2 separate regions of the Mus musculus genome follow, and region 1 is linked to region 2. A link is a loop called in an ENCODE intact Hi-C map of the cell type or tissue named here. Cell type or tissue: heart. All regions are shown on one strand. Links, peaks and the distances in the headings refer to the core of each region. The heading gives the core; the rest is flanking DNA. Region 1 holds the start of 5930403L14Rik (RIKEN cDNA 5930403L14 gene). Region 2 overlaps Prdm16 (PR domain containing 16).

Evidence for each region. Hi-C counts contacts between places; a loop is a spot of excess contacts. Peaks named below come from ENCODE experiments on the same cell type or tissue, not always from the same donor. Only the 100,000 strongest peaks of a DNase experiment are listed, where the experiment ranks them.
Region 1: a loop joins it to region 2, with 2.0 times the contacts of the local background. A loop is called at or near these places in 2 of 42 quality-filtered maps.

What each region holds. Positions count from the first base shown.
Region 1 is chr4:154,628,517-154,636,836 of GRCm38, forward strand. Prdm16 (PR domain containing 16) reads right to left here. Exons shown (of 17, transcript NM_027504.3): 1 at 8,207-8,320. The coding sequence starts at 8,243. It overlaps 5930403L14Rik (RIKEN cDNA 5930403L14 gene), which reads right to left and starts at 7,851. Exons shown (of 1, transcript NR_045643.1): 1 at 2,175-7,851. In heart, for the core only: CTCF peaks have their summits at 4,434, 6,242 and 7,738; DNase peaks (open chromatin) are centred at 4,476, 6,455, 7,375 and 7,785; H3K4me3 peaks cover 4,742 bases; H3K27ac peaks cover 4,912 bases; H3K27me3 peaks cover 5,682 bases.
Region 2 is chr4:154,576,898-154,585,217 of GRCm38, forward strand. All of the region lies in intron 1 of Prdm16 (PR domain containing 16), which reads right to left. Among named protein-coding and RNA genes, the nearest start is that of Gm13133, 31 kb to the left of the region's middle. In heart, for the core only: no CTCF peak of the experiment used is centred there; DNase peaks (open chromatin) are centred at 4,454 and 4,724; H3K27ac peaks cover 1,208 bases; H3K27me3 peaks cover 580 bases.

The sequences.
Region 1 (8,320 bases), core at 38-8,037, 52 kb after region 2:
GTGTGTGTGTGTGTGTGTGTGTGTGTGTGTGTGTGTGTAAATATATATTTATATTTCTGACTCCCTGTCAGATCTGAGTGATACCCTGATGCCCACAGGCCCCGACTCCTTTACAGAAGCAGTGGCCAAACAATACAGGATCCTTCAAGGTAGTCCTCCCTGGGTGACGCAAGGAGTTGAAGTGTTTGGGGCAGAGTCAGACACATACAGATGCTGCAACGCTACACACAAGTTAAAACTGACTTTTTTTTTCCCCCTCTAAGGCATTCTCACCTCTTACATGGCAAGTCCCAGCTGCAATGGGGCTCTGGATCCCAGAAAGACAGACAGTGCACAGAGCACAGGAGAGCAGGGAAGCAAATCCCCAGCATGTTCCCCCAGCCTGTGCAGTGGGGACATGGGAAGCCAGACGAGGTCCACATGAAACCTCACTGGTAGCCTCCGGGGCTTCTTGGGCCAGACTTCAATACTGACACTGAGCATTCAGCTTTGTTACTCTTTCTAGAGCAGAGAAGTAGACAAAGCCACTCCTTTCTCAGCTCCACCATGTACCGACTGGAAAGCAAATTGCAGAATTGCAGGCATATGGAGGTCACTTCAGTAGGGGTTGCTCCCAGAACCATGGGTCTGTGTAAACCAGCACCAGACGCTCTGCCTGCCCTACCAGGGGACATAGAGATGGCTGTGTCTCCCCCCATATGCCCTACCCAATCCACCAATACTGACATTCATATAGAATATATCGCTCGACAGAGGGAGGAAAACAGTCTGTCTGGCTCCATCTCGATGCATCAGGAAATGAGGAAAAGGAATGTAACATAGAGGAGACAGTCCCTGTGAAATTACCTATGGAATCCCCAAGGCCTGGAAAACCTCACACCCCAGCACAGCCCAGCAGCCCTGCTCCCTGATGTCCTACTCCATCACCTGATGCTTTTTTCCTCCTGACAGTGTCTCACAGCACTGCCTGGGGAGAGAAAGGGACACCCACCACCCCAGGACTCACAGCTCTCCTGCCTATGCCCTAGGATGAAACGACTCCATGCAGCCAGGCTCTGTCACACAGAGACACATCCTTTGAGCCACTGCTGCGCTGCCTTCCACCCACCACCTCAGACCACCTGGACATACAACTCAGAAGCTAAAAGAAGCAAGAACCTCACAAGCCCCCCACACTCATCCACTTACTCCCTCCTAGACCCCCTGATTCTGCTCCGATGCAGAATAGGGAACCAGGGTCATCCATAGCTCCTCCCAGCAACTGCAAACTCAGACTTTTCACACAGGCAATGTAGATCCAGGATCCAGCACACATACATGGAAGTGCACATACACGAGCACACGCACACACACACACACACAGAGCACTGACCCAGAGGTAAGACCCGTTTTCTGATGCACGTATGTTTTCCACTGAACGGCATCACTCCCTCATCAAGTTTATTTGGCTACACCCTCATACTGCTCTGAGAAAGCCAGTGATCAAGAATTGTGCCTTGCTTGCTTTCCCAAACAGGAACCCAGTGTGAGCAGAGCAAGCCCTGCTTGCTGCACTCAGAAACAGGATGCTGACAGTTCTGCTCCCATAACTATAAAGGACCTCACAGATGTGCACCGATTTTCCTTTCCACCTGAGCCAGAAGGCTGGATGAACTAACCGCCCCCACGGAGTGCCCTCTGGCCGGCCGCACTGGCTTTCAGATAACTTTGCCCAGCACTCTGTGCTCTCAAATCTGGGTCTCCGGCTACAATGAAAAAGACCCCGGTTTTCATCAGGTTCCTTTAAACACAGACTCCACTGCCTTAGTTTTTGAGGGATGAGCACTTGGGGGTGGAAGCCGCAGGAGCCTAGATGTGTGAACGTGCACGGGGAAAGCAGAGACCCGTATTTAGAGATGAAATATTCACTGGGACCGGCCATGTTTTAAAATGATTATAAATTATTTTAACAGTGCATTTGCAAAGGGTTATAAAAACAGCCATAATATATTTTTTTCCTTAGATTCTAGAATTACCAGTATGACAGCTAATGCAATAATGATTTGTTTCAAATGCCAGTGTTTAAGCTGCATAAAGCTGATTTCAGACATTTTTTCCAGTAGGCCACATTGTACTTAATGAAATTAAACACACCAATCGCATTTGTCCCCAGGGGACGAGGAACTGAACACACCACTGGTTTATTTTTTTATTAAAATAAATTGCAGCCGGCAAGATGGACTAATTGCATACAGAATTTAAAAAGAAACATTCCATTGATATAATTAAGCCAATTTTCACGGACAGAAATAGTTATAGTGGATATAAAATAAGCAAAGCTTTCACTTCACCAGAATCTGCCTTCCCTTCCCCCCCCTTTTTTTTTACACAAAATGTTAACTATTAAACAAATATGTATCTCAAGTGGCCAGCACTCCTATCTTCAGCTTGCTCATGGCATTCATTGTTCCTCTTTCTCGTGAGAGGCACCTCTAGAGAGTACAGGATCTGAGAACAGGGAGTGGTCAGAACAGGGAGAGACCACCCATTCCTTGCTTCAGGGCCACTTGGGTGGAGGGCACTCTGGGTGCAGGATGGTCACAGTGGCTCTGGCCATGAGGAACAACGGCCAATATCAGAGATGCTGCATAGACCTGCAGCTTGGATCTACTGGGGAGCAGGAGCAGTATGGGCACTGCATCTCCCTAGTTTCCTGAGAAAGACAGGTGGATTTTTTTCCCTGATAGTTTGGGGATAGGGTAAGTAGGCAGCCCCCACTTCTCTGTGTGAGGTTTTTGTACTTGTGCTTGGCAGAAGAGGAGAGGGGGTAGACAAGGCCCATTCCTGGTCAATACTGGCTACCTAGAATCTGCCTTTGGAGAGGGTACCCACAGCGAGAGGAGGAGAAGCTGTGTTATCACTTCCTGGAGGGGGAAAGAGTCCAGCCCTGAGCAAATAGAATTCCAATCTGCAGACAAGTGGGGGATAAGCCAGACGGCTTAATTCACAGGTTATAATGCGTGGAATCTACCTGTCCTTTACGAATAGACCATGGTAAGCACTGGTCTTGAAATACTTTAACCCTGACACATTAAATTAATTAATTGATTAATTAATTAACTAACTAAAACACTACAGAATTAACTATAGTCTGCAGTACCAGACCAAGAAACCCTGAAGGTCTTGAACTGGATTGCAACGGAATGAGTTACTGCACCTGTCTAGGCTCTCTAACCTAACAGCTGGAGGAGGGGGGTCTAAGGTTCCACACTCCTTCCTTCCCTTCCCTGGGCCAGTGGAGGGGATGCTGCCGGATGCTGCTGGATGCTGACCAGCGGCCAGTTCACACCTACCCAGGAGGGCTAAAGAACACCCAAAGGCACTTTGAGGGTCTCTTCCAAGGCTGCTGCCATACAGAACAGGGGCAGAGCGACTCGCAATGCAGGATACCCTCCTCCTTGGTTTCTGGGATCGCCTTCCCTTCCCAGGATGGGCAGGCACACCTGTGTGTACTCTGGAAATCCCAAGTTGGGGACAAGTAAAGGGACAATACCTTGCACTGGGGATTTCTGGACCAGGTGGAGGGGTCTGAAAATTCGGGCAGGAACACCCAGGAAGCTAGAAGGTGGCCCCCAAGTAGAAAGGCACCTTCATTGCAGTAGCGTCCGTCCGGGTCACCGGGTCACCGGGTCAGAGTCACAAGCTGATGCAGTATGGACATGTCCTAACTACTGCTGCCCCATTGTTGTCTCTGACTTTGGGAAAGGAGCTGGGAGAAGCTGGGGGTCGCCTAGGCAGGTGTCTGCCCAGGCTGCCTTCAGCAAAGCAGAGAGAGAGAGAGAGAGAGAGAGAGAGAGAGAGAGAGAGAGAGAGAGAGAGAAAGAGAGAGAAACACACACACAGAGGAACAGAGAAAAACAGAGACAGACACAGAGAAAGAGAGAGAAACACACACACAGAGGAACAGAGAAAAACAGAGACAGACACAGAGAGAGACAGAGAAAGACAGAGAGAGACACAGACAAACACAGACATTGACACAGAGACAGACAGAGTGGGGTGAGAGAGAGAGAGAGAGAGAGAGGAAGGGAGAGAGAAAGGGAGAGATTCCCTCCATCTCACGAAGTTCTTTCCTGATCTAGGAAGGTGCTACCAGTGTCCCCCACACCTTCTCAGGAGAGAGCTTCCGATCCTAAGGCTTAAAACTGGGTTTTGATTCAAACCCTGTTAAGTTGTATTTAATGCTATTTGAAATTTTTAAGCGAAATTACTGAAAAGATTTTTTTTTAAATCCTGGATAATTTTGTTGAAACTCTTAATTATACATAACCTTAATTACCAGTACCAGGCCCCCTCCCCTCAAGGACCCCTAATTGCCTCCTAATTGAATAAAACAGAAGACTAATCACACCCCACAGAAACCCTGTAAGCAGTCGCAGCTGAGGCAGTGCCGCCCTCTGGGGAGGGCGCTCACTCTACCCTTAACCTAGCCTCTTGGTTCTCTGCCCCTAGCACTGCCCAGGTAGGGGGCTGGGAGTGTGGAAACTGCAGGACTAGGAGGGGCTAGGAGGTCTAACCTGCACCTGTTCTTCCCAGGCCTCCAGACTGCTAGAGAAGCAGGCACCAAGTCAGTGGATGGTTTGAGACCCTGGGGCATTGCTGCCTTCCCCCAACCCACAGACCTATCCAACACCTGTCTACAAACTGGCTTTGGCAAGACCTACACACACACACACACACACACACACACACACACACACACACACACACCAGGCCTCTGGTCCCTCTAACACCATTCACAGTGCAGAGCCTCAGGGCACTGGCCGACAGCCCTGCATTCCACCCCTCCACCAAGCGGGCTCCACCATTCGCCTAAAGCGGGCAAGACAATCAATTCCCGCCTACAGGTTCTTGCTGCCTTTGCAGCCCTCATCCATCCCAGAGAAAAAGCCCCTGGGCTCTCACTTCCCTGGGGAGGACAGAAAGAGGACAAGAGCCAGCCAGCCTAGCCACCCCTCACCTGCACCTCTGCATGTCTCAACGGGAAGGACGGGAAGGACGCAGGCCTTAAGCTGGGCCTCCGATCCTTCACACTGCTTTGGCAATTCATCACCCCCAACATAGGCAACACTCAAAGTCCCACACCTAGGAGGGTGGGATGTGTGGTATTTGGGACCACCGGGTCTGTCACCTCGATAGAAATCAGGTCTCTAGGGTGGCTCTAGTGGGGATCCTAGCTGTGCTGTGTAGTTCCTGGAGATAGGAAGAGCAGCAGCACCAACCAAGCCCCCAACTGCCCACCTGGCTCACACCAGTGTTGGAACAATACGCTATTGTTAAATTTTTCGTTCTAAAATATGGGGTCAAGACAGCTTCAGGTCCTTACTGGCCAGCACTGGCCCAGGTTGAGTAAGGGGACCCCTGATCTGAACCATCTTCACTTTGCCCAGGCTCAGGCTTAGCTAAACTTCCCACCAACTGAATCACAGTCCTCACTGGGGAGCTTCAGAGATTTCTGTCCTTAGGAAGCTCAACAGAAGGATCTACTCTGGGCCCCTAATTCTACCAAAAGGGCCAACTGAAAGGTCCAGCTTAAACAAGCCATGCAGACAGAGGTCTGGAGTAGGAGCACCAGGAAATACAAACGAAATTATACCTCAAAATGCACACCCCTGGGACAACCTCACACCCAAGCCCTGTGTCCTGCCGTTACATCCATTGGCCCATCTGTCCTTCTGTCCTCAGGACATCTCAGTCACAGCTCAGGGGCCCGAGTAGTATGAGGGCAGAACAAAACCCTGAACCACCATGACCTTGCTCCTTCTTCTATCCCCTGACCCTGTCAGCCAGTTAGGAGGCTTCTGGGCTGGCTGCTGGTCACTCTTGCTTCAGGTAATTGAGTCAGGTTCCCAGGAGCCTTCCACAGTCCCTTAAAATGCTGTCTAAAGAAATAAGAAAGTCTTCAGTAAGCCCTGGGCCGTCTTCCATCCTGAGCCGCCTCGCCCTCTTCTTGAAGGGGTTTTGGTAGTAGCAGTAACAGTCACACAGCCTGAAACCAGGTCTCCAGGTTGACACTCAAGTGGAGACCCTGGGTCTGTCGGGCAAGCTCCTGTGGGTTGTTTCCAAGAACGCCCTGAACTGTGGACTCCCACCGGTTGTGTCCTTCGGTTCTTGGCCTCCAGAGAAGGCCTCAAGATCGTCGCTGGACGCCCGTTCTGGCCCTACATAGGGCCGGAGCCAAGTGACCTTCCCCACCTGGTGGAGGGAGAGCAGGAGGCCCAGCAGGGCGCCGAGCGGGTGTGGGCCTCTGGGAAGTTTCCGGGGCCGCGCTGGGTGCGCTGAGCCAGTCTCTCGCTTGCAGCGAAGGCGGCGGCAACAAAAAGAGCGCAGTCACTTTACGTCTCTCTCCTTCAAGCTTTGGTCTTTCCTCAGCGAGAGCCTGACCATCCAACCTGCAGCCAGGGGGTCGAGACTCCCAAAGGCTCACGGTACACACCGGACTCTAACAGTACACTGCACACCCGTTCCACGCGTCGTGGAGAGTCACCCAACACGCACACAACCCCTTCGCATCCGCTGGGAACCTACTGGCACTGTTCGCACCAAGAGGGGTCAGAGGTCATGGGTGGCCCAGAAGGCCGAGGTCAAGGGCAGCTGGCCAGGGAGCTCGGCAGGAAAGGGGCTCTTAACCGAGGGGCCACGAACTCCAACGGCGGAGCTCAGGGAAGCTTGGCGGAGGCTGGAAGTTGCTTTTCCCTGCAGAGTGGGCGCGCGGCCTAAGACAGCCGGGCCGCCGTGGGGCCAAGTTCCGTAGGGTCCGGAGCTCAAAGTGCCTGGCTTTTTCGGAAAACTATCGCGGATCCCACACCGGCTCGCTGGACTCACGCTCTTTAAGAGTTCGGCTCTGGAAGCCGCGAGGCCGGGCCAGGCAGGATCCTGCCCCGGAGGCGCAGACCGAACGGCCTGGTGATCAGGCAGGGACCTGGAGCCGGCCCGTGGTAGAGGAGGGGGCGGCGGGGGCGAGCGACTCGGATCCTCTCCGTACAGCGCTCAACGCTTCGCTGGAGCCGGACCGTGGCCCGAGCTGTTCGAGCCGCGCTTCCCCCGGCCGCCCTGCAGCGGGTCCCCACCTGCTGGCTGCAAGGGACGAAGCCCCGGGCCCGACTCCTGCGGATGGCGCCGGCACTGGGACGGGAGGGCGCGCTGGGCGGCTGCGAGACACGGTGGCCATAGTGCGGACGGCAGGAGCCGGCGGGCTGCGGTGGGGACCAGCCCGCTGCTGGCTGAGCGCACAGCCCCAGGCACGGCTCGAGGCGGCGCGAAAGAGAAAGTAAGCCCCGGGCCCGGGTAGCCTCGCCGGGACATTGGTCCCTCTGGGGCTCGCGGGTGCCGGGGACAGCATGTGCGAGAGGGTCGGAGCGAGGCCAAGCGAGGCAGGGCGGCGGGTAGCAAAGCGGCCAGTGAGGACCCCGCTGCCGGAGGCGCCGGCACCGGGCGGCCGGAGCGAATCGCGAGGATCACAGAGGAGCGCCGGCCACCACGCGGGGCACCACTTGGGAATAAACTTCAAGAGCACAGTTTCGAGCGCAGGAAAAAGTCTCCATGTTGCTTCCCCAGCGGCTGCGGCCGTCCTGCCCTTGCTCCCGGGGAGCCGGGTGGGCGCCGGCCCGCGCCCCCTCCTCCGCCCCCTCCCCGGCTCAGGGTCTCCCTCCTCTGAGCCCGGCTGGCGGACGCCAAAGGCGGTGCTCTAGCGCCCACTATTTCAAAAGCCCGGAATATGATTTGACCAGGACTGAGAGCCACTCGGAGAGAGAGAGGGAGAGAGCGAGCGAAGAGGAAAAGTTACTCTCCCCTTTCGTCAACTTTTCGCTAACTTTCGCTTTTCTCGCTCCTCCACCCCCGGCCCTCCCCCTCGGCCCCCCTCCCCGGCCCCCACCGCGCGCCTCGGGTTCCCGGGCCCGAGCGCCTGACACTGTGGGGGGGAGGGGGTTCTGCGGGGAGGGGGCCGGCGCCTTCGGGGAGCGCGCGGCCCGGGCGCCCCGAGCCTCCGCGCGGAGCCCGGCCGCCCCGGAGCGCGGGAGGCGGAGCAGCCCCCGGACCGCGCGGTCGACCGGGGGCCGGAGCCGCGGGCGCGCCGACCGCGCCCCGACGCGCACCCCTGGCCCGGGTACCCCGGCCCCGCGGCCCGGGCCCGGCGACGCGGCGCGGTCGAGCGCGGGAGACTTACTTTTGGCTAGCTTCCTCGCCCTCGCCTTGGATCGCATGGTGTCGGCTCGCGGAATCTCTCTCCTCCTCCTTGAGCCCAGAAGCAGCTACACACTATCTTCATCTCCCTAGCATT
Region 2 (8,320 bases), core at 108-8,107:
GGACCCTGAATGTGTACTCGCCTGTCCTGCTTCTCAGGCTTTCTGAATTCATTGCTGTTTCCCCTGAACCCACTCGCAGATCCCCACGTGGCTATGCTCAAAGGAGGGAGGCTGGACCAAAGAGGTAAAAACGATTCTACTTTAAATGAACCATCTACTCTCTGTCAGGAAGTAGAGGTGTTGATGCCTCCAGACAACAGTATGCATCGTACAGCTTCTAGAATGCCCTGGATTTCACGGCTTCCGGATGTATAGAGCGATGTCATGGGAGGAAAGGCGGCAAGACAGAAAGGATGGGAGAGGCACCTGGAGCAGATTAAAGATACGTCTACCACCTTTACCTATCAAAGATACAACCATCACCCTCCACTAGCCTCCAGGATCTGCAGTGGCAAACTACACATGGTGAGAACTCTCCCTGAAGCTCAACCACATGGCAGAATAAGTGTAGCACTCTAGAAGGTTCTAGAAAGTTCTACAGGTGTCTGGAATGTTCTAAAAAAAATTTCTGTGTTCTAGAACTGCCCCCAAGGGCCTTAGGTCTAGCTCTGACCAGGCCCACATCCCCTTTGGCTACTTAGCAGCTTTTCCTCTCTGCTCAGAATGCAATCCTCCATGTCTGTCTGCTGGGCATCCACGCTGCCCTCCATTCTGGTTCCAAACTTTACCCTCTGCATCCCAACATCCTGTCGGCCCACGCTACAGAAACCAGAACGCAGACTCTAAACCCTAAACTCAGATAAGTAAGTTTAAACCTTTAAAAAGTGCCCTTAACACCCCATTGTGCCCCTGATTGCTCTTTTCCAACTATATAATTAGCATGTAAAGAACTCTCTCCTCTGAATTAAATGGCAGTAATTGGGTTTTTTAAAAAACTAATTTAAATCCTAAACCCTTTGGAAAAAAATTGTCATTGTTTACATATTAAATGGACTAGCATTTTAAGTATTATGGACTAATTTAACAGCTTATCTGGAACATAGGTCTGGAGGGGAGAGAAGCAAGGGAGAGCCCACTGAAAGCCTGGGACTGGGGAGGGCTCCAGGAAGCCCATCACTCAGAGAGCACAGGGGCGTGGGGGTGGGGGTGTTGGCTTCCAAAGCTCTGAGGTTTGCTGAGTTGGGAGCCCTAGGCTGCCTGAGCTGCACAGGACCCACTGAGGTACCTGCCTATAGGGTGGTAGGTATGGCTGCCACCCATACCTACAATAGGGGCATCTCTTACTACCAGGGACCAACCGGAGACCAACGTGGGAGCCTCTCCTCCAGTAGTATGAGAATATTTGCCTATTGTTCCTAGAATTGTCCCACTAGATTAATTCTAATATTACAAGGATTTGCATGTTGAGAGAGATACAGGTTTAAATTGTTTCACTTAAACTGACTAAAAAGAGAGAAATGTCTCACTCCTCCATGAAAGGATAAAAATTAATAATACTCCCAATCTCTCTTTAATCTAGTAATGTGATAATATTACATTAAAAAAAAAACTTTTTGTTTTCCCTTTAAACTGGGGAAAAAAAAAAAAGACTTTCAAGTTTCCCTCAAAGGGGGTAAAAAGTCAAAGTAGGCAATAAAAAGGGTGTTTAAAAGTGAAAAGGAACCTTGCCTCGCCACATGTTTTGGGGTGTCTGGTGGGGAGAGCAAGGTTAGTACATACAAAAATAATTACAGATGCTTGGCTGTGACCCGTAAGAGCAGCAGTGTGAGCCACACCTAGCTACCCACCCTGGAAGAGAGAGAACCTGGTCAGCAGACTCCTGCAGGGTTCCAAAAAGGCTTCTCCGCCTCTCTGGAGCCCTGCAGCAAAGCACAGAACCCAGAAAGGACAGGAGAAACAGCGTGGCGGTAGGGAGACCTCATCTCTCTACACACGGACACAGCATCGCCGCCAAGGGTGAAGAGGAGCCGAAACATCCCCATCCCCCACACCAGAAACCAGGCACCGTGGTTGGGAAATCAAGACTACCCTACAAGTTTAGAAAGGTAAACAGGAGGTGCCACATTGTTCAACCAGATACAAGGGTTCCCCTGGAGGCAGAAAAGGGGTGAGTTAAGGGGGATACTTCCCTAGCCCCCCAAAAATCTCCAGGATATTTCACAGTAGGGAGGGGTGGAACTAAGTTTAGAAGCCAGCTCGATACTCCCCACTATGTACCTGACTGTACCAGGAGCCAACTAGTTCTAGAATCCTTGTATTGATGTGGTGTTAGAGTGTTCTTACAAAGACCATCCCAGGGGTGAGAGACATAGGGAGTACACAGTGGCCCCTGTGGCCCCTGCTGCCCTTTTTCCTCTGGACCCTGACTGATAAGGCCTCATGCAGGTTGAGACCTCAAAGTTCGTATACACCTTCATGCCTAGGACACAAGGGACCTTGGGGAATGGCCAGGCCAGAGTCAGGGCAAGGACAGAGGGGTCTGTGAGCTTCTTACCGAGATCAGCAGCCTCATCATTACCTCCCCCCAAGACCCCCAAAACCCTGGGTTATTGGGCATGCAACCAGGGGCCTGCAAGGTACACTTGGTTATGTCACTGGGGCTTAAGGCCTTAGCTCTTTTTTTTTCAAATGGTGGTATAAAATTTTCTGGGCCACAGATGGTATCTCCCATCCCTCCTGGATTCTTGAGGAGTCTATTCCACAGCTAGCAGGTGGGGCCATGTCCTCCGAGCCCTACTGCCTAGAAAAGCTAGTGGCCCCTTAAGAGCCCCCAAAGCCATTGGTGGATACAGGGATGGAACCCTCCCCTGGCACTAATCCCATGTGGGGTAGGGTGGGGCCCCGATTCTTTCTCTCGTGTGTTTATACATTTTTATGTAGAATAAGAATCTGTTATCTCATCAAGAAGAACATATCCAGGGACTCACGCAGGCACAGCTGATGCTGCAACTGCTCAGAACACTGCCCGCAACTGCAAGACAGGGACACAAAATTGTCCCTTAGGGGGCTAGTACAACAAGAAAGGACTCTCCACCCAGGCCCCACAAGGCAACTTACCAGCTAGGCATCCCAACAGACTCAGCCTCCACCCTTTCTGTCCTTACCCACTTATACCCCAGCAGCAGTGGAGACTGCTTAGAAACCTGAGCGTAGAGTTGGGGGCAGAAGGAACAGCAGTTCAGAGATACTGTGCAAAACTGGAGAGCTATAGAGAGAAGATGACCCAGGATAGAAGCGTCTGAGCCAGGCCTCTAGGTATAGAGAGGCACCTACTATGCATTACTGTATGGATGGGCCTCATGGATACCACGGGGACAACATGCTAACAGCCTGGCCAATCAGGAGTAAAATTTCACTATCACAGCCATGTAGCGTGTTGGGGCCCGGGCTATTTCAATGTCTTTACTTTCCACAGTTACTCAGGCAACACAGTAAATAGAGAAATGCATAGAAGTGACCTGGAAATGGTTTGGACTCGGTTTCACGTGGACAGAAACAGGAAGTGAAGGTATAAGAAGAAAGCCATAGAGACCATATGTCATGATTTGCATATGCTCAGTCCAGGGAGTGGCACTATTAGAAGGTATGGCCCTGTTGGAGTGGGTATGGCCTTGTTGAAGTAGTTATGGCATTGTGGGCGTGGGCTTTTAGACCCTCATCCTAGCTGCCTGGAAGCCAGTCTTCTAGCAGCCTTCAGATGAAGATGTAGAACTCTCAGCTCTTCCTGTACCATGCCTGCCTGGATGCTGCCATGTTCCCGCCTTGATGACGATGGACTGAACCTCTGAACCTGTAAGCCAGCCCCAATAAAATGTTGTTCTTTATGAGACTTGAATTGATCATGGTGTCTGTTCACAGCAGTAAAACCCTAACAAATACATGTAGGACATACACTAGGTCCCTTGCTGCCCTTCAGACTTCATGTTCTTTGTTTTCTTTCCATCACCGCACATCTGTCCCTGTGATGCAAACTGTGTCAGCAGAGATACCTCAGTTTCCTTTTCCCTTTAAACCACTCAGAACTGAGACTTTGGTGGCAAATCCTAAGGCTTCATTCGTTCCATGGAAAGAAGTGTGGTGGCCCTTTTCTCAGGAATTGGCTACTTAGGTAGAGGTTCCAGAAAGGGTCCCTAGACACAAGGAGCCTCTTGGTAACTGCCAAACCCAGAACCTGACCTTTGGCGCCGAACCCTCCCCGGGGGACCCCACACCAAACCTCTCTGCTCTGGGTACCCACGCCCTTCAAGAGGAAGCCAGAGCCCTCACGCATCTGTGCACCGTGATCCCATGCTAGCCTCTGTCCCAGTGTTCCATGGCATCCCCGAATGCTCGACATCCACAGGGACCCTCTGACTTTCCCACTCTCATGGGGAAACCTACTCAGAGAAGCAGATGCAATATCTTCACGGGCTGTGGGCACGGCCAAGAGCGGCCTGCTGACCCCCGGCCTACTGTCCCGGCTCAGGGGCTCAAAGCATCTGGATTCTTTTATAGGCCGAAGGGATCTGCTCAGCAGCTAGTCTTCCAAAATGAAACCAGAAACCAGGTCTAATCATTTGAGCTTGATAAAGACTCCCCAAGTGCCCGGGGAAGCCAGGGTTGGGTCACACAGGCAACCGGTTTCCTTTCTCCCCAGACACATGGGTCGTGCAAGAAGAAAAAAAAAAAAGTGAAATATACTGGCTGTACCCACCGAGCTGAGGGGTGGGGGCCTATCTCACAGGGGCATCGTCTGGGTAGGACGATATCAGATGTAGCAAACAAGAAAAGCAAAGTTCAAGAAACCAACATATATCAGCTTTTGGCAGAGTGTGCGCACCCGTTATGCATTTGAAATGACTTGGTGCCAAATCGTAGCAGGCTCTCCCTGCCAGGAATCAGGAGAGGTCAAGCGAGGACCGCAAAAGAGTGCAAAGATTTGTCTTTAAAAAGCACAGTGCTGAAATCTATTTTGGTTTTGCAAAACAAGAGACTGTCTGGGTCTCTCTCGGTCTCTCTCTCAGAGTCTCTCTCTCTCAGAGTCTCTCTCTCTCTCTCTCTCTTTCTCTCCATTTCCCCTTTCAGTTTAAAACTAACATCTACACTGAGTTCCCATCACTAGACTCCAACCCTATACAGGCCTGGCTGAGCCTGGTATGAAAGGGGGACTCAGCAAATGTGTATAAGATAGATAGGCAGTGCTGCTAGGCTCCTAGGTACCACAAGCGGCTTTATGGTCAGGTGTAGGGGCTCCTGACTGAATTGGGGGAAGCATGTCCCTACCCTGAATTTGCAGGATGTACCGCATCTAGGTATACGGTCTATAGGACATATCTATCGAGAGCCGAGTCTGGCATCTTAGTCTCCTGCCCATCTCAACCTTTATACCCGAATTCAAAGCCTTTCTGAATTATTCCCAGTGTCTCCCTATCCCTATATCCTCGCATGGTGCATTTCCCTTCAGCAACCCCCACCCCTTTACCTGTGGGCTCATCTGTGTTCTGGAATGAGCTGGGTCCACTACCAGACCTGGATCCTGCCTCCTGAAAATCCTTACGAGCCCAGGAGAAAATGTCTCTGTCTCCTGAGCATGGGGGACTTTGCAGCTTAGTACTAGGCATTCACCTCTGGGTTTCCACCGCACCCTGCGGTGTTGGAAGAACTGCCAGGTCATCTATATGCTGTTTCCTGGAAGTTCCTTGGACATATCATCTGAACACCCAGTCAGACACACCCAGATGCAGCCAGCAGGTAACCTAAGTGATTGCTCACTCTGTAATCCTCAGCAAAACCTCCGGTCTCACTGTATCCATCTGTACATTGGGTCCGTTCCTGCTTGTTGAATCCCAAGCACAGGGAGGAAGAAACTGGCTGAGCAGGAGTGAAACTTGGTTTTCGGGACCCCATCAGACAGGCGGATATTTTCCCAGGCTAGATGAGCTGTGCAGGCAGTGGGAGCCACGGGGACCCGCTAGGCCGGGAAGAGAGGCCAGTGGCGCCCAGGCCCACAATGGCCCCTTTCTCCCTTCGCTGATTGAGACAGTTGAGTGTAGAATATTTAAACAGTTGTATATTCACAGATTGCAAGACGAGAGACGATTACCTAAGGACGAGGTTCGCTGGGCGATCAATGCATAATCAGATAACTGCCCCGCTCAGCAAGGCTTTACGGGAACATCAGCCGCTCACACTCTAATTCCTCCTGCTAATTAAGCAGCCTGTTAATTGCTCCCGGGCCTCTAATGCCCCTGTCATTATGCCCATAACAGCTTGCCTGACAGCAATGGTCCCTGAGCTCAGGGCCCACAAAGGACTGGAGCCCTTAATGAATTGGGGCAGCGCAGGGACCTGGTTCCATTGGCCCTGCGCCTTGCCTGTCCTGTAACGCTCTGAGAGGCCTGGCACAGTAGGGTCAGCACCCCTCAAGTGGACCAAGCAGGTTACAAATGACATGGCCTGATTTGGTAGCAGCCAGTAGCCAAGCTCCAAGGGAAAGGACTCTCTCTTTACTCCTTCAAAAACAACCCGGTTTGGTAGAGCTGTGCATCATCCTAGACTTACACCTCTGGACCCTGGACCAACACCAGCCACACAAACCCCTAGATGTTCAGAGCTCACCAGCCTAATGGTTACTCTGCCTTTTAAGGACTCAGCAGCCAATCAAGTGGCCCTGAGAAGAAGTGCCATGCCTCAGTTTACCCTACATGATCAGTGGTTGACAGAAAATACAGGAGGAAAGAAGGTCGCTCCTTCCTGGAACTGCCCTCCCCTCCCATCCACAGCAATGCCCACAAGCCCAGGCTGCACCAATCAGCTCTGAGACTCTCTGGCCCAGACTCAGGCATGTATGGTGGTGCAGTGGTCTGTCTTGGAAACACCAGGGCCAGAGGTTGCCCAGGCCTTCACCACGAGGTACGGCTGCCAACCCCTGGCACTGATTGGCCTCAGCAAACCAAAAGCCTAGAGTATCAGGCAAAGAGAAACTCGAGAGAGGTGTGTTCGTCTTGGTCTGGTGGGCAGGTTTTCCCAGAAGCATAGAAGCCCAGAGAACAGAAAGGCCAGAAGACTTGAGTGAGTCAGGCCTTCAGGAGCCGAGCGCTGGGAGCCGCACCCCACAGAGCCATCACTGCCTGCATACGCACTTACCGCACTTACGCCCTTAGCCTCTCTTCTTCACGGGGCCTGTCCAGTTGAAGAGGAAGGAAGCTCAGGTGGGGCACATGCTCAATGGTACCTCAAACCAATACGTCTTAAAAGTGTTGATATCGCACCCCCCCCCCCCATGCTAGCACATAGCATGGCTACCAGGCAGGACAGGGACATAGGCTCAGACTTGTCTGTCCATGGAGCCCTCTTGGTTCCTGCTCTGAGGGCCTTGGCAGTGTGACTGGAGTTGCCCGAGTGACCAAACCTGGAATACTACAGGGAGGGGTTACTGGATTCTGTGCTTTACTGGATAACAACATTTTAATGGCTGCGAAGCAATCGACCCTGGTGGAAATCCCTGACTAACCCAGCCTGGTCATGGGTGATGTAAAAAGGCCACTTGGGGCTCAGAAGAAATTAGAAATTAGGCCTAGGCTCAGGATGTATCTGTGTCTAGCCTGGCTCTCCCACTTCCAGTGATTCTTACAGATGTGAGACGGTAGGAAGATGTAATGCTGGAAGACTCTTCCTCAGGCCAGGCTACCATCTGTACAGAGGAAGGTCACTTCAACCCCCACCACAGGGGATCTAGGGAGACGTGAACTTCCAGACAGTAACCTTCCAGGAAGGCTTGGTAAGCATCCCAGAGGCCTGGCCTCATTCTTTCCCCCTAAAACCAACAGGTCACATGACTTGCCTGAAGTACCCTCAAAAGACGCTTAAAAGTCAGTGGTCCAACTGCTTCTGCTAGGTTTGGGGCCCTCTTCGGCAACTTCCCAGGAAGCAAGCAAGAAGCCCTCAAGATGTGTTGGCCCCCATCTCCCAGAAGTCAGCGGCTGTAGAGCCCTGACCTTTTGACCTTCCCGGGATCCTAGAATGGGCTGCCACACCTTCCATGTCTAGCTGTGTCCACCTGAGAAAATTCTGGGCCTCTAGCCTAGGAGTGGGACTCTACACCGGAAGGGTCTATGGGGAGACAGTGGCAGTATCTGTTACAACCCAACTCAGAAGGGCTCTAGGGGGCAGCAGGTAGCCCCATCCACTCTGTTGAAGGAAAGCATCTCCCCTCCCCCACCATGGCCCCTACATTCTTGAGTGGGCCTGAGTATGACACTTAGGGGTATAATTTTGGCAGATGCTCAGGGATACACTGCCTCAGCCACTGTCTTTCCACTGGAGACTGGCTACAGTAGTCAGGCAGCTCTGTGGGTACCCTGGTAGGGGACAGGAACCCCTCTGGGAACCCAGCCATGAC